Linked DNA regions of Homo sapiens: region 1 is linked to region 2. Evidence: chromatin loops called from intact Hi-C (ENCODE). Cell type or tissue: endothelial cell of umbilical vein. All regions are shown on one strand. Each heading gives the region's core, and the rest is flanking DNA. Links, peaks and the distances in the headings are about the cores only. Region 1 has its middle 36 kb from the start of LDLRAD3. Region 2 holds the start of MIR3973 (microRNA 3973).

Region 1 (11,773 bases), core at 1,899-9,898, 100 kb after region 2:
CAATCTGATTCCATTGCAAACTTTTTTTTGGTAACTGCATCAGCATCTTCCTAAAATATATTAGAGTTGCCATTGACAGATGGTTTGAGATGGGTCCAAGGAGGCTGTTGACAGATATCTTAAGATGGATCTTATTACATTGACATTGACATATCTGAAGAATGTCCTGTGGGAAATGTCTTCACAGGCCTGGAGGTTGACAGAACAAGATGGAAGCCCTTCAAGAAAATTGTCAATAAAGAAAGACTGAAAATGGGCATAGCTTTCCTGAGGTAATTCAGCAATATGGATTGAGTCTTAGAAATTCATACCTTTTGACCCTGTATTTGTCTTTTCAAGTTTCAGCTGAAAGTGCTGCTCAGGCATGTGTGCAAAGATTTATGTATAGAGACTTTCACTGCAGCACTAAACATATCATGGTGAAGAACTGGAAATCACCTAAAGTCCTACAGGGGGGGCAGTTTAAATACACTAGTTATATTTATATCTGTGCTTACTATGATTTTAAAAATCAGAATAACTCTATTTAGGGTGGTCTCAGTTTTGTAGAAGGAAAGAAAGACTGAAAGGAAACATTTTCTAAATGTTAATAGTGACAATCTCTGGGTGATAATATCACAAGTACTTTTTCATCATTTCACTTTTTGTATTTCCAGTGAACGTCATGTGAGGGTGTTACTTTCATGTCAGAAAAATACATGCCATTTTAAATTTATGTAAACAAGATTTTTTTTTTGATGGAGTTTTGCTCTTGTTGCCCAGGCTGGAGTGCAATGGTGCGATCTCAGTTCACCACAACCTCCACCTCGTGGGTTCAAGCGATTCTCCTGCCTCAGCCTTCTTAAGTAGCTGGAATTACAGGCATGTGCCACCACACCTGACTAATTTTGTATTTTTAGTAGAGACGGGGTTTCTCCATGTTGGTCAGACTGGTCTCAAACGCCTGACCTCAGGTGACCCACTGCCTTGGCCTCCAAAAGTGCTGGGATTACAGGCGTGAGCCAGCACACCCGGCCTTAATTGTTATATTTTAGGCTTTACCTAGGTAAATGAACATTTTTTATATAGTCAGCACCTATTGTTTTGTGTTCTATTCTTTACCATCTAAGTAAAAATAACATACACAAAAAATCCGATGAACTTGGAAAATTGTACATACATTATATTATAATATAAATATATGAAATATTTAATTGTTTGAAATTTGAAAATCAACATATGTAAGTAACTCTCCTGATCTGCTCTCCACAACAATTTAACTTCTGCTCTTTCTATAGCAGAAATACTACTACACCCTTAAAATCAGGCATCTAGAACTAACTGCCTGAATTCAACTAATTTATCAAATTTTTAAAATATACAAAATATTCTTTAAGAATGTGGAATTTAAATTTAACCCAATCCACTGGAGAGAAAGAATAACAGGTTTAAAAGAACCCAGTGGGTGAAAAATCTGTTAAGCCTTTAGGAAGCAGCAACAGTAGTGAAAGTATTTCTGAGATAGATGCAAAAATGAAATTGAAGATGACCATACAACATAAGAGGCTGTGGCTAAGGCTTGACTCCGTGTCCATAATGACAATGACCTCAAGGGAAATTTAGAAGAGTAAACAATGCAGAACCTGCAGTTGTATTTTAACAAGGCCTGCCTCATACAATTCAAGTCAAAATACCACTTTCATCAGATAATTATTTCTGTTTTTCCATGAAGTAGCACAGGAAATATGTTATGAAATTACTTGCCAAGGTCAAGAAAACTCATAATCTTGACAAGTGGGGGAGAAAAAGAATAATTGTGCTTCCATCTAGACCAGTAATTCTCAACTAGGGGCAGTTTTGCCTCTCAGGGAATATTTGGCAATGTCTGGAGTCATTTTTGGTTGTCACAACTGAGGAGGTGAGGGGAGTGCTGCTGGCATCTAGCAGGAACATCCTACTGTGTGCAGAACAGCCTATGTGATGGTTAATATCAACTGTCACCTTGATTGGATTGAAGGATGCAAAGTATTGTTCCTGGGTGTGTCTGTGAGGGTGTTGTCAAAGGAGATAAACATTTGAGTCGGTGGATAGGGAAAGTCAGACTCACCCTCAATGTGGGTGGGCACAATCTAATCAGCTGCCAGCATGGCCAGAATAAAAGCAGGCAGAAGAATGGGAAAAGACTAGACTGGCTGAGTCTCCCAGCCTACACCTTTCTCCTGTGCTGGACGCTGCCTCCCTTGAACATCAGACTCCAAGCTTTGGGACCCTTGGACCTTTGACCACCAACAGAGGGCTGCACTGTTTGCTTCCCTAGTTTTGAGGTTTTGAGACTCAGACTGGCTTCCTTGTTGCTCAGCTTGCAGACAACCTATTGTGGGACCTCCCCTTGTGATGGTATGAGTCAATACTCTTAATAAACAGGCGTGATGGCTCACGCCTGTAATCCCAGCACTTTGGGAGGTCAAGGTGCGTGGACCATGAGGTCAGGAGATCGAGACCATCCTGGCTAACACAGTGAAATGCCGTCTTTTCTAAAAATACAAAAAAATTAGCCAGGCATGGTGGTGGGTGCCTGTAGTCCCAGCTACTCGGAAGGCTGAGGTAGGAGAATGGCGTGAACCCAGGAAGCAGACCTTGCAGTGAACTGAGATTGTGCCACTGCACTTCAGCCTGGGCAACAGAGCAAGACTCTGTCTCAAAAATAAAAAAAAATAAAAAATAAAAAAACTCCCCTTTATATATACGTCTATCTTATTAGTTCTGTCCCACTAGAGAACCCTAATACAGCCTCCTACAACAATAATTATCCAACCCAAAATGTCAGTAATGCCAAGGATGAGGAACCTTGGTCTAGAGAGTGACAAATGATGAGAAGAAATAACCAAATGCATGACCCATGCCATTCTGCTCTCTCATTGGAGGGGTAGTGAAAGGTGGGGGGTGGCTAGGGGAACTCACTTTTCCAAGCCTCCCTGTACTAGATCCAAGACCAGGTGGAAGAGGATGGCTCCCAACTCCTGATGGCCGACACCTCAGTCATCTCTTTCATAAAGATTAAAGGAAAAATTCAAATATCATAGCATCTTGATTTCACTGGAACTTATATAGGCAAAACTCCTAGTTTAGCAGACTTTTTTTTTCTCTCTTTATAGAAGTAGAAAGGAGCAAAATACCAGAAGGAAAAGGCTCATTTCAAGAACTTCAAAAACATGTCCTAGGGTTGAGTAGAAATTCTACCCAATCTCCCATTTCCTTTTGTTTTGCTTTTTCTGGACAATGGGAATTGGGGTCCAGAATATTTAGCCTGAGGTCCACCCTGACCCTCAACTATCAGGCAAACATTAAATTGCATTTAGAGTAAACTGTGCTTTTTAAGGCAGGAAACTCAACTCACGCTTTTCAGAGACTTTCAATGGCAAGGGTTGAAGTGAAAAGGATTTTCTGGTTAACTCTGAGATAACCTGGAATCTCCCATACCCAGGGCATTTTGACTAATTGCAGTTTTCCTGTAGTTTACACTTTTTAAGACCTTCTTGATATTGGCAAGGTTTACAGGAAGGGCTACTGACAGTATGAAAAACTCAAATCCAAATTTCCATTTCTGCATTTCATTCCTGTAATGTTGGAATGTATTAAAAACAAAAGTGTAACCTTTTTTTGTAATGTAACAATTCAACTGGGTGGTTTTTTTAAACATCTAAAAACAAAGAAGACATTCTATGGGTAGAGAAGAGTTAACTGGCCTACAGAACAGCAGTGGAAGATAAAAATGGTGGTTCTGACTGGCAACCTGTTTCACATGGACAGCTTTGCATGACTGTGTCTGTTTTGGAAAGTTTGACTTAAAACATTTGCATGATTGTTTTGCTAGGAACGAAACACATTAAGGTAAATGCTTTTGCCTGAATATCCCTAATCTCATTGTGACAGGTTTGTATCCAGCCTGGTTATAGCCAGGACTAACTCTTCTCCCACGTTCTTGCTAATTGGCAGCAGCAGACAGTGTGTGAGTTGGGATATGTGAAAGATGGAGAAAAACAAAAATAAAGCCAAACTCTAAAACTCCAATCATCTTTAATTAGTCAAGAAAAATCAACAGCTTGAGAATGTACACCTACTAAGACAGCGAGAAGGGATGGCTACAAAGTGCTTCTGTCTCTAAGGATCTTGTGCCCCTCATTTAATCTTCCCTGGCGTTTGTTTGTTCCACATGTTAAAAAATGTTATCCTCTGTTTTTACCAGAGGTAGCAGTGCTTAATTTAGAAATTTTAAAAATGCAGAAATATCCGTAATAGATCTGGTGCTACAAGGTCATTCTCCCTGTCTCTGTTTCTCTCCCTGATGGTAGAGAATATCCTATATTGTGAGAATAAAAATAGCCAGAGTCAGATGTCAGTTAATCAGAGTCTACCTAACAGGATGGTTAATCAAAGCACTTTTTTTTTTTCTGTTTAACAACGTGGAATAGTGAAAACATCATCAACTTTGATTCTCTGGAGCCTGGGCTTAAAATCTTCCATGGCTTTCTAGCTGTGTGACTTTAACAAAATCAATGTACTTCTCTGAGACTCAGCTTCCACACTAGTAAAATGGTTTTGTTATAAATACACACACACACACACACACACACACACACATATACACACATATTTTTTTTTGAGATGGAGTCACACTATGTTTCCCAGGCTGGAGTGCAGTGGCACGATCTCGGCTTACTGGAACCTCCACCTCCCGGGTTCAAGTGATTCTCCTGCCACAGCCTCCCAAGAAGCTAGGATTATAGGTTCCCACCACCACGCCCAGCTAATTTTTTATTTTTTGTAGAGACCGGGTTTCACCATGTTGGCCAGGCTGGTCTCAAACTCCTGATCTCAAGTGATCCACCCACCTCGGCCTCCCAAAGCGCTGGGATTACAGGCATGAGCCACCAGGCATGGCCTCGTTTTGTTATTACTAGTAGGTAGTGTGTGATAAGGATAAAAGTAAACAATACATGCAAAGCAAATTGTTGGAACTCAATAGATATTAGTCCCATTCCCTGCCTCTCCAAGACACAACATAACACCTCCCATTCACATAATACACAGTTATTTGTTGTTGTTACTGTTGAGTGTTTTGTTGAATACTTTTAGAAAAAAGAGTAAAAAGTATTAGAAACCAAACCAATAGTGAAGATTTAAATCAAACAAAGGCAACGTCTGTAGCAAGGTCTGGGGTGAATTTATGACAGGTATGACTCATTGTCTTCAGTTTTCTATGCACAAAGGAAATGAGAACTGGCAGTTCTTCAGGATGACCCTAGCATTCTGCAAGATCCTCAATCATCTCTGAAAAGGGACACTGTGTTCCTTTTTGGTTAGGACTGTTTGGTTGCAAGTAACATAAGCTGCCTCAAGCTGGCTTGCATATGCATTTTGAGGTGTGTGTGTACACGTGCCTGTGTGTGGTGAAGGGGTAGTTCAAAGTGCCTTATGGAGCCAAAACTTGTAGAAACTACTCACTGTATATCTTTTTCATTTTTACTTTCCCTTACACTAGTTTTTGCTTCTTGTCCCAAATGGCAGAAAAATTGCTGCCCCACAATTCTAGAGGTTATGTTATAGATCCAAGCGCATGAAGAGACTGATGCAACCAGAGTTTCCCCCAATTTGAAATTCTCAGAGAAAGAAGCTGATTGGTTTAGCTAAGTTCCGCTGTACACCTCAGCTCCAATCATCTGTGGCTAGGAAGACAGCATTGCACAAACACAGGTGAAGGAGGCTTACTCCTAAGATCCTGAGGATGGAAATAAAAGAGGAGTTTCAAAGGGTGGGGAAAGGTGAGTGTCATTAGGTATAGACACACCAAAGGTGTCATTCCAGTTTAAGTAGTAGGGGGGAAGTGAACTAATATAGAATAATTTTTAACAGCCAGAGCCAGAATCTAAAAGGGTTTTGGCTTAGCATGGTGGCTCACACTTGTAATTGCAACACTTTGGGAGGCTGAGGTGGGAGGATCACTTGAGCCCAGGAGTTTGAGACCAGCCTGGGCAACATAATGAGACCCCGTTCTACAAAAATAAAAATAAAAACAAATTAGCCAGGCATGGTGGTGCATGCCTGAAGTCCCAGCTACTCAGGAGGCTGAGGCAGGAGGATCTCTTGAAGGAGTTCAAGGTTGCAGTGAGCTATTATCACACTACTGAACCCCAGTCTGGGCAGCAGAACAACATTCTGCCTATTAAAAAATGAAAGTAAGAAGGTTTTTTTAAATATATACATACCATAGTTAAGCCAAAAAATTCAATTAGACCAAACTTATTTTACCTTTCATGTCAATTATAGCAGACACAGATGCTTGCCTACCTAACAGCCTATTCTCTTTTCTTCTAAGTTGACCGTACCACACATTTACTTGGGTGTCTGCTCCATCATCTTATCAGTCATAGATAACCCCCATCCCTGTGTTTAGATGTAAATTAGTCTAATAGGTGCATTGTGATCCTATTTGCTGTCTAGTTAGTGGCTTAGACATAAGCATGTGATACAATTCTAGCCACTAAAACTCGATAGACAGTCTGCTGATAGGCCTTTTGCAAAGATTTTTTTATTCTCAGTGATGAAAAGAAACTCATAGGAACACTCCTTCTTCTTTTAGATACTTTTAGATCTGGCTGTGATGCGCGGGACTGTGGCAGCCACCTTAGGCCCATGAGGGGACTTAGCATGAGAATGGAAGAACTGAAAGATAGAAAGAACTTGGGTCCTTGATGACATCATTTGAGTCACTGGGTTAACCCACCTTGGACTACTTTACTTCTGGGATTCTTGTTATTTGATAAAAGAAGTGTTCTTATTGTTTAAGCCAGTTGAATTCATTTTTAATTTTTAGTTACTTGAATCCCCAAACATCCTAAATGACATACCTCCAAATTAATACAAATCACAAGCCACAAATGAGACATACTTTAATGAGAGCTGACTTGATAGCATGGAGAACAATTTTGCAAATTCTTAGGAGAAGCTGTCCCTTAGGCAACAGTGATATTGGTAGCCAGGAGATCATAAATCATTTCTAATGCTCCCAGAGCCTTATCAATATACAGAATTTTGCAAGCACAGCAACATTTTTTTTTATATTTATGAAAAAAGCACCTCAAAGGAATTATCTGTTTAAAGTAGCTTTTTTGTGCTTCAAAGTCCTTGCTCCTTCAGACAGAGAGTTGGACAAGTTTAAAGTGGTTTTATTGTGCGTTCCACTCGCTCAAGTTTGATAGGCTGTGTTTTCATGACAGGTCTGTCCCAGCACTGGGTGCCTGGGATGATTTGATGTGGGCTGAGTTCGGACAGCCTAATACTTGGGAAAAAATGTGCTGAAATTGAACAAGATCGCTTTCTGCCCAGCTGTTCTCCAAAGGCTCAGACATTTTTAGCACTGAGCAAAGAAGCTTGTATTTGTTTTGACGTTCTTGGCAAGGAGAACAATGGTTTATTATCCTAGCACTTTACTAACAAATAAGACTGCCTCCAGCAGAGATAAAATATGGGTCTTGACTTCATTGCATCTCATGTCCAAGGGAATTATCTTCTATTCATTCTGATGCCCTTTCATTATGCAGTGTATCTTTTTGTTCTTTATCCTTACCCCACAAAGTAACCCCTGGCTTTCACTCTGAGAAGACAGCTTCCTGAAATCACCATGGGCATGGCAGTTTGATTGTCTTATAAAACATATACTGTATTTTCACTTCTCCAATTTGATATCTTGGAATTTTTTTGTTTGTTTGTTTGCTTTTGGTTCTCCAGATGTGTATGGTTACTTTCTTCTCTAATTTTTCTGTCTGCTTCCTTTTGATATTTGTTTATGTTGTTGCTACTGTTTTAGCACACAGAAGTCTTGGCTTTTACATCATACCTACATTGAAGAGGGCTATCCGGACGCTTTTCTTCGCCCATATGGAGAAGTGTATTACACAGAACAATAGTTTTCTTCAAAACAAAAGGAATTTTTAATATTTTCATGAAAACACTTCTATTTCTCTCCCTATTCTTTGCCTTCCAAAGGATTTTAAAAATTAAACCTTTTTGTAAGTATCACATATGCAGATGTGTGTATAGTTCAATGCATTTTCACAAAGTGAGCACAGCTGTGTAACAATTGTCCCCTCATGTCCCCTCACTGTCGCTGCCTGCCTGTTCCCAAAGGTAACCACTATTCTGACTTCTATCATCAAGCTAAATTTTTCCTCTTTTGCTCGACATTACAGTTGTATGATTCAATCGTGTTGTGATGGATAATGGTAGTTTCATTTTTACTACTGCATATCATTCCATTGGATGACTACACTACAATTTATGTTGATGGCCATTTGATTTGCAAATTTGGGGCTATTACAAGTAGTACTGCTATCACATTTTTGTATGTGTCTTTTGGTGAATATATGTCCACATTTTTCTTAGTTATATGTACCTAGAGGCAGAATTAATGGGGAAGAGGGTATGTATATATTCACTGTTTGTAGGTTGTCCCAATTTATATTTCTGCCAAGAAGGTATGAAAGTCCTGTATCAGTTCAAATACTTGCCAGCACTTGGTATTATTGGTCTTTTAATGATAGCAATTCTGTTAAGTGGGTGGCAGCATCTTGTTGGTCTTATTTTGCATATTCCTGATGAATAATAAGATTGCATACCTTTTATGTTTATTGGCATTTGGAGATCCTCCTCTGTGAAGTGCTTAGAACAGTTTTCATCCTTTTTCTGTTGAGTGTTATATATATTTCTTATTAATATTAAAGACTTCTTTATATATTATGGAAATGAGTTCTTTGTTGAATATATGTATTGCAAATACTGTCTTGCACTCTGTGGATTGCCTTTTTACATTCTCATAGAATCTTTTAATAAATAGAAGTTGTTAATTTTTAAAAAACTTTGTACGATAAAATCATTTTAGACTTAAAAAAATAATACAGAGAGTTCCTGTATACTTTTTACCTAGCATTCCCTAATAGTAACATATTACTTAACCAGAGTACAAAAAATTAATACTGCCACAATACTATTACTAATCTACAGACCTTAATCCCCATTTTGTCAACTGTCCACTAATGCCCTTTTCACAGTTCAGGATCCAACCTAAGATTCCTACATTGACTAAAATTGTCATGTATCCTTGGTCTCTTGCAATCTGGGGTGATTCCTCAGTTTTTCTTTGTCTTTTTGAGCTCAACACTTTTGAAGAGGTATTTTGTAGACTATCCCTCAATTTGGGACTCTCTAATGTTTTCTCATAATTAGCAAAACTATTCCAATAATTAGTAACTATAAACATGGCGTATCTAAGAAATTTTGGTTTACTTTGTCTTTTTTTAAGTCAGGTTTTTGAGTATGATTTATATTCACATAGAGTACAATTCACCCTTGTTAGTGTATAGTTCTGAATTTTGACAAATATTTCCAGTCATGTAATAACTATCACAATTGAAAAATAGAACAGTCCCATTAACCCCCTAAAATTCCCTCATGCCCCCTACTCTTTTTTTTTTTTTTTTTTTTTTTTGAGACAGAGTCTTGCTCTGTCGCCCAGGCTGGAGTGCAGTGGTGCGATCTCAGCTCACTGCAAGCCCCACCTCCCGGGATCACGCTGTTATCCTGCGTCAGCCTCCCCAGTAGCTGGGACTACAGGCGCCCACCCACCACACCCAGATAATTTTTTGTATTTTTAGTAGAGACGGGGTTTCACCATCTTAGCCAGGATGGTCTCAATCTCCTGACCTCATGATCCACCCGCCTCGGCCTCCAAAAGTGCTGGGATTACAGGCGTGAGCCACTGTGCCCGGCCCCCTCATGCCCCTTTTTAGTCAACCTCTTCCCCTACTCCAGCCCATGGCAACCACCTATCTCAGGGGTCTACAACCCCCAGGTCATGGTATCAGTTTGTGGCCTGTTATCACCTGGCTGCACAGCAGGAGGTGAGTGGCAGGTGAGTGAGCATTACCACCTAAGCTCTGCCTCCTGTCAGATCAGCAGTGGCATTAGATTCTCATAGGAGCACAAACCCTATTGTGAACTGCACATACAGGGGATCTAGGTTGTGTGCTCCTTATGAGAATCTAATGCCTGATGACCTGAGGTGGAACAGTTTTATCTTGAAACAATCCCCCTTACCCCACCCCGTGGAAAAGTTGTCTCCCATGAAACCAGTTCTGGGTGCCAAGAAGGTTGAAGACTGCTGACCTGTTTTTAATCCCTATAGTTTTGTTTTTTCCAGAATTGACATATAGAGTCATACAGAATAGAGCCTTTTGAGTCTGGCTTATTTCACTTAGAATAATGCATTTGAGACACTTTATTTGGTTGTATCAGTAGTCTGTTCTTTTTCATTTCTTAGTAGTATTCCATTGAATGGATGTACCACAATTTGGTTATTTTTTTGTTCATTTCAATGATTTTACTCTGGTTATGTTACTATTAGACAAAGCTGGGTAAAGAATATATAGGCACTAACTGGTTTATCTATTCACCAGTTGGTGGACATTGAGCTGTTTCCAGTTTTTGGTAAAGCTTTGACTTGTATACAAATAAAGCCATTATAAAATTTGTATAGAAGTCTTTGTGTGGATGCAAGCTTTCATTTATCTTGGGTAAATACGTGGCGATGGAATTGCTGGATCATATGGTAAATGTTCATATATAAGTAATTGCCAAACTGTTTTTCAAAGTGGCTGTACTATTTTGCATTCTCATTCTCAACATATGGGAGTTCTAGTTGCTCCATATCCTTGACAGCACTTGATATTGTCAGTTTTTCTCATGATTAGATTGGGGTTATGCTTTTTTTTTTTTTTTTCAAGAATAACATGGATGTTTTGCTTTTCTCAGTGCATCATATCAGAAAGTATAGGATGCTGATATTGTTACTGGTCGGGTTAACTTTGATTAAGGTGATATGTGCCAGAATTCACAGTAAATTTACTATTTTTTCCTTTATAACTAATAAGTATCCTGTAGGGACATACTTTAGGACCATACAACTATCCTGTTTCTCATTCTACCTTTACCTACTAATTTTGGCATCCTGCAATGATTTGTGCTCCCAGTAATTATTACTCTGGTGTTGCCTATGATGATTTTCTATAATTCCCTTTGCACTTATTAATTGGAATTCTGCGTAAGGAAGTAGTGTCCTTTTGCCCCCATTTATTTATTCAATTATACCGATATGGACTCAAGGATATTAATTTTATTTTATGGGTTACAATTCATTTCTTTCTTATTTATTTTGTTTTTCAAATGGTCCCAGGATTAACCATTGGGAGCTCTTTCAGGTTGATTCCTATCAATATCACCTCGTTTTCTGGTTGTAAACTTACTTTCGGGTCCCACGATATGCTCCAGGCTCATCTTCTGTTTTCCCTGTCCGTGCTCTGGAGTCAACCATTTTTCCAAGGATTTATTGTTCCTTTTATTGTAAGATGATATTTATAAATCAAGATCTTGGTGCTAGCTTTGCACATTGTTACTGAGGTTTCAGTGCTTCTAGTCCCTCTCAACAGAAAGAGCTAGGAAGTATATCATATATGTACAGCACAAACATACATATAGCTATGTTTATTTTTATATCTATGCATTCTGTGGGAGTGCATATTAAAAGCCATGAATTCATACCGATGGTATAGGTTATAATCTAACACCACAGAGTTTCTTTGACCTTCATTTCCCTCATTTTTATCTTCTTTCTCTGATAGTGAACAACCTGTCATTATCTACAATGTATTTATTTGCTCAAACCTAGTATAGACATCAAATG
Region 2 (11,773 bases), core at 1,218-9,217:
GGCAAGGGGAGGGAGAGCATCAGGACAAATACCTAATGTATGCAGGGCTTAAAACCTAGACAATGGGTAGACAGGTGCAGCAAACCACCATGGCACATGTATACCTATGTAACAAACCTGCACATTCTGCACATGTATCTCGGAACTTAAAGTAAAAAAAAAGAAGAAGAAGAAACAGACATCATTCCTTCAAAGTCCCTTTGCATCAGCAAACTGCTGAGAGGCTAAGAAGCCCTGCTAATAAGCACACAATTTCAGAAAAAAATGTATTATTACCCAACTGCCCTTATGAATCAGGCATTATCCTCAGTACTGCTCAAAGGACAAGAGATAAGAACACTCAGCGATATTTGGAAAACAAAATATTTCTCAGGTTGCCTGTACAAATAAGGAACAGCATTTCTATCTCTAAATATACCAAATATAATACCTTTGGGCAAGCTGATTTATACAAAATGGACATTTTTTATATTTCAAAATTAACGGTAACTTTAGAAGTATAATGGAAATAGAATTGAAACTGCATAAATTTCCAACCTCTGCTCCCAAACATCTGACTTTTTTCTTTTCAACTTTTCCATCCAGCTTTTTTCCAGTTTTAAAATTCCCAGAAGTTCACATCTTGAAATACAATAGTCCTCCCTTTTCTGCAGTTTCGTTTTTTGCAGTTTCAGTTACCCTCAGTCAATGGACTTCTGAAAATATTAATGGAAAATTCCAAAAATAAACCATTCATAAGTTCTGAATTGTGGTCCAATTCTGAGCGGTGTGATGAAATCTCGTGTCGTCCTGCTCTGTCCTGCCCAGGATATGAATCTTCCCTTTGTCCAGCATACACACACTGTCTACACTATCTGCCTATTAGTCACTTAAGAACGGTCTCAGTTATCAGATCAACTGCCTCTGTCTTGCAATGTTTGTGTTTCAGTAACCAATTTTATTTAATAATGGCCCCAAAGCACAAGAAGAGTGATGCTGGTAATTCAGGTATGCCAAAGAGAAGCTGTAAAGTGCTTCCTTTAAGTGAAAAGGTGAAAGTTCTCGACTTAGTAAGGAAAGGAAAAAAAACTTATGCTGAGGTTGCTAAGATGTACAGTGAGAAAAAATTTTCTATCTGTGAAATTGTGAAGAAGGAAAAAGAATTTGTGCTAGTTTTGCTGTCACACCTCAAACTGCAAAAGTTATAGCCAGAGTGTGTGATAAGTGCTTAGTTAGGATGGAAAGGCATTAAATTTGTAGGTGGAACACATGGACAGAAATAGGTTTCAGTTGACAGCAATTTGGTACTATATTCGGTTTCAGGCATCCACTGGGGGTCTTGAAATGTACCCCCCGAAGATAAGGGGAGACTACTATAGAATATATTAATCAGAATTCCTAACCCCTAGAGACTTTAGAATATAGAAGAACAACAATCTAAACTGATTAAAATCAATAGTAAGAAATCACTTTCGAAGAAAATAGCAAACTTCTATGACCGTACCTGCCTTCTTCCCCACAGTCATGCAGTTAGACTATGAAGTCAAACAGTCATGATGCTGGTGACAGGCCGCCACTCAGACTTCCCTTAGACGTGATGCCTGCATTCGTGGAGCACCCACTATGTGTTAGAGCCTGCACTGGTGCTTTCTGTTTGTCATTTAATCCACACTGCATCGGGTAGCTACTTATACCCATTTTCCAGATGAGGAAATTGAGGTTCAAGATGACAAGCCAGGTAATGAGAACTAGCATGCAAATCAGGCTCTAACTGGCTCGCTAAATCTCTTTCCAACTGACCTCTGCTATGTCCCCAAAATAGCAGAATAGACCTGTTGATGAAGAATACATAAGTTACAATTGCTTATGGTTCTCTCTCCACCCTTTCAAAGGTTATAATATCAGTATTATTGAGGTAGCAGAACTTTTGATACACAAATCCCAAATTAATTATACATCTGAAGTGTTGAAGGACCACCCAAATCTAGACTACAGCAATGACCACTGTGTTCTCACTTCTAAAATTCCTAGCCAGTGACCTCCTCAACAATGACATTTTTCACTGATTGGGGCCATGGAACAAGATATTTATATTTAATAGATACCCGCTGCCTATCGCATGCTCTGTTTTGTAGTAAGCACTCATTCAACTAACTGATTCATTCATTTACCCAAAAAGAAAGCATTAGACACCTACTATACTCAAGGTTGCAGGGAATACAAGACTTGAGCACATCAAAAACCTACTATTGAGCAGGAGAGAAGAAGTGTGCACCTAAAGAGCTATAAAATTAAAATTATTTTATAATTATAAAAGTTGGAAGTCATAAATGCCACAGAAGAAAGTAAGAAATGGAATGTAAGAATTACTAAGAGGGGCTGGGTGCGGTGGCTCACGCCTGTAATTGCAGCACTTTGGGAGGCCAAGGCAGGCAGATCACCTGAGGTTAGGAGTTCGAGACCAGCCTGACCAACATGGAGAAACCCCACCTCTACTAAAAATACAAAATCAGCCAGGCTTGGTGGTGCATGCCTGCAATCCCAGCTACTCAGGAGGCTGAGGCAGGAGAATTGCTTGAATCTCGGAAGCAGAGGTTGCAGTGAGCCAAGATCGCACCATCACACTCCAGCCTAGGCAACAAGAGCGAAACTCCATTTCAAAAAAAAAAGAATTTCTAAGGAGGGGGAAATTTATTCCAGGGGAAGCATCATGGAATGCTGCATGGAATAATTTCCACCCAGGCTGCTTTGCAGGTTGGGTATGATGCAGACCTCTATTCCAAATGAAACGCTGAGCTAAATGGAGGCATGAAAGCAAATGGTCATGGAGAGGAGGATATAAGGGTGGGAAAAGCTTTAAGTGCCAGACTATAGAACTTGGACTTAACTTTATACACAAGGAGAAGCCAACATCATCCGTTTTTGAGCAAGGGAGTGACATGAGATGAGTAATGCTTCAGGTAGGTTAACCTGGCAGCCCTATGTAGAAAGAGATGGGAAAGAAAAGTAATAAGAAAATCCAATTTGGAAGCTATTGGAAATTTTTAGGCATCCATTTGGGAATCAAAGAGTTGGGTCTATCTTCACTAATTCCAAAATATATTCTTCTTCTAATAAGAAATATTATGAAGGGCTGGGCAAACTTAAAGTAAATAAATCTATTTAGTCTCTTGACTATTTGCTGAAGGCAGAGACAACTCAAGTCATCCATCTCTGGCTTTGGAAAACAGCAGATGGTATTTTTGGCAGCAGATCCACTGTCCTAGTTATATGTTTTGCTAAGGCTAATGCTGTACTTTGTTTGCATTTCTTCTGCCTGCACCATTGGAGCAAGGGGCAAGCAATCCTAAAATGTAACAAGCAATACAGAGAGCTACCCTGGGCTTCAAATTTTAACACTCAGATACTCCAGACACAAACACAATAAAGTAGGTTATACTCTTCAGTCCCTTATTCTGATAGTATTTTTTGAGGCCTGAGCACTTTGTCAATAATTCTGACCAGTTTCCTTCAAATCTTCAAAACCCCAAAGACAACAAGCAAGATAAAAGCAAGGAGTAGAATCCGATCATGAGTGGCTATGTATACAAAGCTGGAGAATTCCTGATACTGGTTACAGATTTCTGGAAAACTTCTTCGTAAGAAAAATAAAACAATCTTTTTGAAAACTGTGTTATTTGCAGACCTGCCTTTTTGATGTGCTCTTTTCCATAATATGAATAATGGAAAAAAAATGTTGCAGGAAATGAAGTGACTCATAGAATTTTCTGCATGGATTGAATTTCTGCAACTTTCGGTAAGCAAATCAGCAACAGAACGAATGGCATTTGCATTTCAGCAACACCCAATCCACTTATAAGGGTGCATGACAGTGATTATAGTGGAGGTGGGAAACCCATTCTTTCCTAAAGAGTCTAATTTTATCTTCCCAATTCCACTTTACATCTTTCAGCATAAACCTCTGGCTGGGTGGAAATCCATTTCTATTCGGATAGAAACTAATTTTTCAGGTATGTAAGTGAAAAATAATACAGGACTGTCTTCTCCAATGCTATTCTTAGCCTTTTGTAAATCCAGGTGACCAGGATAGACAACCAGATCCTGCAAAGGGAGTTCGTCAAAGCCCTGCCTATGATGACTGCTCCCAGAGCAGGGGGTCTAAACTATGGTTTGGAAGCATTTGATTTAATACTATTAAAAGGTCTGTCTCAGAGCAAAAAAGGGAGTTTCCTGGGAAGCACTGCCAAGATAAGGAAATTAACTCTTCAGGAAAGTTCCAGGAAGAGAAAGGTAGAAGTAGCCACAGATATGAGTTGGGGAAAGGATGGACATTTCAGCAGTATGAAATCCATTTCACTGGATACCAGGAAACCAGGATAAAAGTGAAGGTGTGTACTTACTTGGGCCTTGATCTCAGAGTGTTGGAGAAGAGAGAAAAAAATACAAAGGAGGGAGATATCTAGCCGTGTCTCCATGTGGAGACAAAGGAAGGTAAGAGAATGGTCAATTAAAGGGAATAAAAAGACGATATATATTATTTTCATAACCAAAGCTGTAGGAGACTGCTATAATCTCCACAGTTGTAATGCTGCTGTAAAAACATGTTTTTAAAAATAAGGCCTCAGTGGAAATCGAAATCCAAGCTGGAAAGCCTACAAGGAAAACAAGGCAGTACTTCTTCCCTGAACAGCACAGTTTCCTGTGAATACACAGTGAATAAGAGCGGATTCATTTCTTAAGAAGACAAAACAAAGACCTCAGTTCTCTTGAATATGCTTATTAATATTTAGCCAGTTAAACATGGGCCTTTCCCAGTTGCAACTTGCCAGCCCATAAATATTTACTAGGAATTGACACAGGCACATACAGAGACAGATAAAAAATATATATATTCATTCTTTCTCACCCCATAGGACTGGAACACCCAAAGAATTGCCTGTGTATCGACAAACCCAATCTTGCAATAGGAGCATTTAAAGTTACATTTCTTGACCCCAACAAACTCCTGGGAGAAAGGATCCCTCTCCCCAGATTCTAAATTCCTCCTTATATTTTCTCAAGCCTTGAAGAGGTCCCAACACCAAATAGGAATGCTACCGTCTTCCATGAACCCTGGAGTTGGGATGGAGGAGGCTTTCCTTGAGGTACAACTGCACTCTCATCAAAGCACAATCTGTATCTAATCCACATTTTCAGGCCTCAGGTGCACATTCAAATGGCTTTTTGAAAAAATATAGGATTTTACCCAATTTGTTTACCCATTCTGCCTGGTTTGCGTCCCCAAGTGTTCTTTACAAATGACAAATAATATGCCCTCCTCACATAAAAATGGCCCTAATGATAACTACCATTTATTGGGTATTCTCCATGTGCCGGAGCCTTTACAAGCATCTAATATTTATAACAACTTTAATCAAAAGACTCATTTGCTCCCTTCCACAAAGGAGAAGAGGCCACTCAGGTAGGCTGAACAGTCCACCAGAGGTCACGTGGAGTAAACTGAGTGTCTGGGATTTCTACAAGGGTTGGGTCTGCCTAAACTTTATTTCATCTTCACTCAATTCTTTTATCTGGCCACAAAAACATAGCCATGGAAAAATCCAACCATCTCACACCCGCTTCCCAGCACCTGAACTACAAGCTTACATTGCAGCCTGTCGGATTCTCCTGCCAGTTTCCCCTCAGAAAGAAAATTTACGAGGACTGTACTAAAATCACTGGTCTGCAGAGGCTGCAAAGTGACTTCTAGTTTTAAAAACTAACACGAGTCTCCCCCAGAGCTGATTATTAGGGCTGATGCAGCTCATAAAATGGACCATAAGACCATTTCTGTTCTAACAGTTTTGTGTTTTCCTTTTCCAGAGTGCTGGCTGAGGAGGACTGCTGAAGAAATGCCTTCCCAAGCCGCCGGTCCTTCCACACTCAGGCAAGCCTCAGGACTGCCTTCGCCTCTTCCCTCCCTCACCTTTATCAGATTCTCTCCAGTATGCACAAAGGAAACATGATTAACCAGCCTCCCTACCAGAGGGTGATCTCAGATGGGTCCCAGAAGCAGGTTCTAATTTACTTAAGTGATGAGTCTCTCCAGTTACTCAATCCTACAATACCGGCCAGTAGATATAATTGCAAAGCAGGTAGGCTAGACTCACCAACCTGCCAATTCAGTGCCAACAAACATTGCAAATTACAGGGTATAAATTTAGCAGGGTGGGTCTTGACACACATTCCTGCGAATTACACCTTCTCTCACTAGTAGAAAGTGCATTAATTACTTCGGGTGCATGTACGACTTCCACTTACTCGGAGCTTTCTGGAAAGCTATGAGCAACTCAGAGTAATCCATGAAGATTAAAGTATAAATAAATAATGACTGCTGGAGGAGGTGGGATTTTTCCAAAGCTCTTGGAATCAGAATTGTTAACTTTCTCCCCCACAGACTGAGAGAGTCACTGAGGCCCACTGTGTGGGGCTGGGGACAGAGTAACCCAGGTCAAGGCACAAATATGGGACCAGTAGGGCTGAACCTTGAGCAGGATGGTGGCAATGGAGCAGCCATTTCCTCCCTCTTGGGCTAAAAGTGCGACTTCCCCTGCAGGAAGGGGAATAGTCGACATCTGGAGCAAGGCAGATGCAGCCAGAAGTAAGGTCTGAATCCACGGGCTTGAGCCCATAAGGCAATTTCACCCTGTGTGATAACAGTGGAGCACTATTTATGCACCAGGCACTGAGCTAAATATCTACATCCTGCATTGTCATGGGATTGTTCACCACCACCATGTGATGGAGGAAGGAACCAGTGCTAAGTTTACAGAGGAGAAAACTAAGGCTCAGAGAGTTCAAAAACTTGCCCAAGGAAACATAATCAGACAGTCATGGAACCCAGGTCTGTATGACTCTAAAACCCACACTCTTAAACACTAGGAACTGCAGCAGCTATGGAGAGGCAGCGAGCCCAAGGTGCCCAGTCTGGGATTCGGGGAGGGTGAACCACCATCACACATCCATTCAGTAACTCCTACTTCGTATATGCCTGGCACACAGCTCAGCGCTTTCACTAAACCTGTTCCATTTAATTCTCAGAACAACTCTGGGAGGCATCTCATCCCCTTGACTGCACCCTTAAGGAAACCAAGGCTGGGAAAAGTCAAGAGCATCCAGCTAATGAGTAGAAAAGCCAACATTTTAATTCATCCATATGCTTCCTAAAGTCATGGCTTTTCCCCTAATCTGTGAATTAATTGTAACTCTGGTAACTATGGCGCCCACATAATTTAGGGAGAAAAGAAGGATTAAACAGAATCAAACTGCTGGGGCTAGAGGAAAACACTCAATGATGCTACCCACCATTGAGGTCTCTGAGCCCATATTTCCTGTGGGATGAGGAACGACTGGGCATCTATAGTGGGCAAGGGCGCAGTTTTTGTTTAAGTTGCTCAACATCTTAGATATGGTTTGGATTTGTGTCTCTGTCCAAATCTCATGTCGAATTGGAGGAGGGGCCTAGTAGGAGGTGACTGAATCATGGGGATGGATTTCCCCCTTGCTGCTCTCGTGATAGCAAGTTCTCATGAGATCTGATGCTTTAAACATGTGTGGCACTTCCCCCTTCGCGCTCTCTCTCTCCTGCCACCATGTGAAGAAGGTCCTTGCTTTCCCTTCACCTTCTGCCATGATTTTAAGTTGCCTGAGGCCTCCTAGTCATGCTTCTTGTTAAGCTTGCAGAATTGAGAGTAAATTAGCCCTTTTTTCTTCAGAAATTACCCAGTCTAAGGCAGTTCTTTATAGGAGTGTGAAAATGAACTAATACAGAAAATGGGTACCAGGAGTGGGGCACTGCTGTAAAGATACCAGAACATGTGAAAGTGACTTTCGAACTGGGTAATGGGCAGAGGTTGGAATAGTTTGGAGAGCTCAGAAGAAGGCAGGAAGATGTGGGAAAGTTTGGAACTTCCTAGAGACTTGTTGAATGTTCTTGACCAAAATGCTGATCGTGACATGGACAATGAAGTCCGGGCTGAGGTGGTCTCAGATGGAGATGAGGAACTTATCGGGAACGGGAGTAAAGGTCACTCTTGCTATGCTTTAGCAAAGAGACTGGTGGCATTCTGCCCCTGCCCTAGAGATCTGTGGAACTTTGAACTTGACAGAGATGATTTAGGGTATCTCACAGAAGAAATTTCTAAGCAGCAAAGCATTCATGACCTGGCTGTTTCTAAAAGTGTATGCTCATATGCATGAACAAAGAGATTATCTGAAATTGGAACTTATATTTAAAAGGGAAGCAGAGCATAAAAGTTTGGAAAATGTGCAGCCCGGCCATGTGGTAGAAAAGAAAACCCTATTTTCTGGAAAGAAATTCAACCCTGCTGCAGAAGTTTGCATAAGTAAAATGGAGCTGAATGTCAATAGCCAAGACAACAGGAGAAATGTCTCCAGGGCATTTCAGAGAACTTCACAGCAGCCCCTCCCATCACAGGCCAGGAGGGAAAAATGGTTTTGTGAGCAGGGCCCAGGACCCAGTTGCTCTCTGCAGCCTTGGGACATGGTGCCCTGTGTCCTAGCCACTCCAGCTCCAGCTAAAAGGGGCCAAGGTACAGCTCAAGCTGTGGTGTCAGAGGGTGCAAGCCTCAAGCCTTGCCAACTTTCACATGGTGTTGGACCTGTGGGTGCACAGAAGGCAAGAGTTGAGGTTTGGGAACCTCTCTCTAGATTTCAGAGGATGTATGGAAACTCCTGGATGTCCAGGCAGAAGTCTGCTGCAGGGGCAGAGCCCTCATGCAGAACCTCTACTAGGGCAATGTAGACGGGAAATGTGGGGTTGGAGCCCCTATACGCAGTAACCACTGGGGCACTGCCTAGTAGAGCTGTGAGAAGGGGGTCACCATTATTCAGACCCCAGAATGTAGATCCACTGATTGCTTGCACTATGCACCTGGAAAAGCCACAGGCACTCAATGCCAGCCTGTGAAAGCTGCCATGGGGGCTGTACCCTGCAGACTCACAGAAGCAGAGATGCCCAAGGCCTTGAGAGCCCACCTTTTGCATCGGTGTGCCCTGGATGTGAGACATGGAGTCAAAGGGGATCATTTTGGAGCTTTAAGATTTAATGACTGCCCTGCTGGGTTTCAGACTTGTGTGGGGACTACAGCCCCATTTTTTCAGCCAATTTCCCCCACTTGAAACAAAAGCATTCACCCTATACCTGTATCCCCATTGTATCTTGGAAGTAATTAACTTGATTTTGATTTTACAGGCTCATAGGCAGAAGGGATTTACTTTGTCTCAGATAAGACTTTGAACTGTGAACTTCTGAGTTAATGCTGAAATAAGACTAGGGGACTGTTGAGAAGAGATAATTGTATTTTGCAATGTGAAAAGGACATGATATTTGGGAGGGGTCACGGGTGCAATAATTTGGTTTGGATGTGTGCCCCCACCCAAGTCTCATGTCATATTGGAGGAGAGGCCTGGTGGGAAGTGACTGGATCATGGGGCAGATTTCCCCTTTGCTGTTTTTGTGACAGTGAGTTCTCATGAGATCTGATGGTTTAAAAGTGTGTGGCACTTCCCCCTTCACTCTCTCTCTCTCCCTCCTGCCACCATGTGAATAAGGTGCTTGCTTCCCCTTCGCCTTCCACCATGATTGTAAGCTTCCTGAGGCCTCCCAGCCATGCTTTCTGTTAAACCTATGGAACTGTGAGTCAACTAAACCTCTTTTCTTCATAAATTACCCAGGCTCAGGTGGTTCTTTATAGCAATGTGAAAACGGACTAATACAACATCCATTCTCCTTCTACTTTATTTGAATTATCACTTTCTCAGTGGCTATAATGTAGTAGGACCATAGGCAGAGGTTCTACCCTTTCTAGCCAAAGGGAGATCATGTAATCTAAGCTGAACTAACATGATGCTCCGTCCCTGGAGAGTGACTCTTTAGAACAGGGACAAAAGCATTCCAACCCTTCCAAGAGACAGGATGTCACAGGGCTCATTTTTGCTGTAAGACCCTATCAACATTCTCTCACTTTCCCTCCAAGTCCACTCAGCTTGGAAGCTCACAGGCCTCCTGACTGAAAGGACTCAGGCTTCAACAGGAAAGGCTGAGAAAATACAGTTAATATGGAAGAAAAGCAACACACCCCATTCACAGTGGCAAAATCTGTGTGTAGTCTCTACTGAAACAGAAAAGGGTATTAGAACAGAACCTGGCAGCTTCCAGATGTGACACACACTCACTCTAATAGGAGATACTTCCTGCACCAGCCAGGCCAGGTAAGATCAGGCTTGGCCATTAGAAGAGTGACCTGTCACAGCCAGATCACCCTCTCATCACCTCTGATATTGATAGGGCATTTTCTCTTTATCAACAGCATTTGGTGGCTTAATTAAACTTGGAATTCTTGAGCACTCAAAGTTATGACCTCAATCCTGACTTCAGGAAATTGCACATTCTTTGTCTTAATTGGAAATGTGTACGGTTTTCCCTAACAAAATGTGATGATAACGTAATAACACATGCAAGGTTACTCTATATGCCAGAAAGCTAAGGGATAAAATGGGCACTGTTGTACGGGAAATAGCTGTTCTTACATATTCCATTTGTAGGATGCCTGTGAGCTTCTATGGCATAAATGCCACCTTATTATTTAGGCAGTCCATCTCTAATTCTTTTCTACTGGAAAGTGGGAAGCAATGTGGTAGGTGTGCCAAAGGGGCCCTTCTCCAGTGAAGCAAGCCAGGCTAAAATCATTTTTGCAAGCTATTTATCAGGAATAACATTTCTGACTTCCTCTGACCTTGTCCAGTTCGATGACACTCACTGTCCTAAAGCCAAGTGAGGTTCCAGTGGACCCTCCCCAGTCCAGGACGGGCCTGATGAAGACCTAGTGTGACCCTGGGTGGCTGGTAAGATAAGCCAGAGTTAGAAAAAGCACCGGGAGATGATGTTAGCTGAGGGTATCAATGGGGCCTTTGAGATGATCGCACGTGCTCCTCTCCAGGCAGGACAGTCACAGGAACAGAATCATGCAACACCAGCTCTGACTCTAGTCGTTGAAGGGATGATGAGGACGACACAGGAAGGAGTGACAACACATGCACAAAGCAGTGAGCTCCAGGCTCCTGACCTACGGGGCCAGTGCCAGGCAGCTGTCTCTGCTGCAAGCCATTCAACTCTGGAGGAACAAAGGGATGTGGAATTTCTGGGGATTTTTCTGATCAACAGGAATGACTGTTAAGTGTATGCTAGTAATAGCTACAAACCTGTCATTCACAGTGATGTTTGTAACAACAAAAACCTGGAAACAACACAAAGCCCAAAAGCAGGGAGTAGTTAAATAACTTATGGAACATCTACTGGATTCAATTCAATACAGCAATTAAAACTGGTTTAGAAGAAATGCGAAAGCAACCCCCCTAGACGAGGAGCCCCAGCAAAAGGGGCCCTTTGTGTTTTGTAAATGTTAATTAATATTAGAACAGAGCTGCTCACTGGGTCTCAAGTAACCTAAAAGCCTATTGTTTTCAACAACATAAACGACAAAAAATAAAGCTAATAATTTTAAAACTATACTAACCAAAAGAGTTGGGGTAAAAAAGTCTGAGTGAAAACCAAGTTAGAAATGCTTTTAATGAATAGAAAAATGTCCGCTGTATATAAAATTTAAAAAGAACGTTACAAATTATGTGCACACACACACACACACACACACACACACACACACGTATACAATATAACTGAAAGAATACTATGCCAACATTTTCTGAATGATAGGATTACTGGTGATTTTTATTT

What was found. Hi-C counts contacts between places; a loop is a spot of excess contacts. Peaks named below come from ENCODE experiments on the same cell type or tissue, not always from the same donor. Only the 100,000 strongest peaks of a DNase experiment are listed, where the experiment ranks them.
Region 1: a loop joins it to region 2, with 2.1 times the contacts of the local background. A loop is called at or near these places in 2 of 110 quality-filtered maps.

The regions. Positions count from the first base shown.
Region 1 is chr11:35,901,759-35,913,531 of GRCh38, reverse strand. No RefSeq gene overlaps it. Among named protein-coding and RNA genes, the nearest start is that of LDLRAD3, 36 kb to the left of the region's middle. In endothelial cell of umbilical vein, for the core only: no CTCF peak of the experiment used is centred there; DNase peaks (open chromatin) are centred at 3,451 and 5,221; H3K27ac peaks cover 887 bases.
Region 2 is chr11:36,001,688-36,013,460 of GRCh38, reverse strand. The region is part of intron 1 of LDLRAD3 (low density lipoprotein receptor class A domain containing 3); the gene reads right to left. MIR3973 (microRNA 3973) reads right to left here and starts at 3,363; the gene lies at 3,257-3,363. In endothelial cell of umbilical vein, for the core only: no CTCF peak of the experiment used is centred there; DNase peaks (open chromatin) are centred at 3,750 and 4,650; H3K27ac peaks cover 2,838 bases.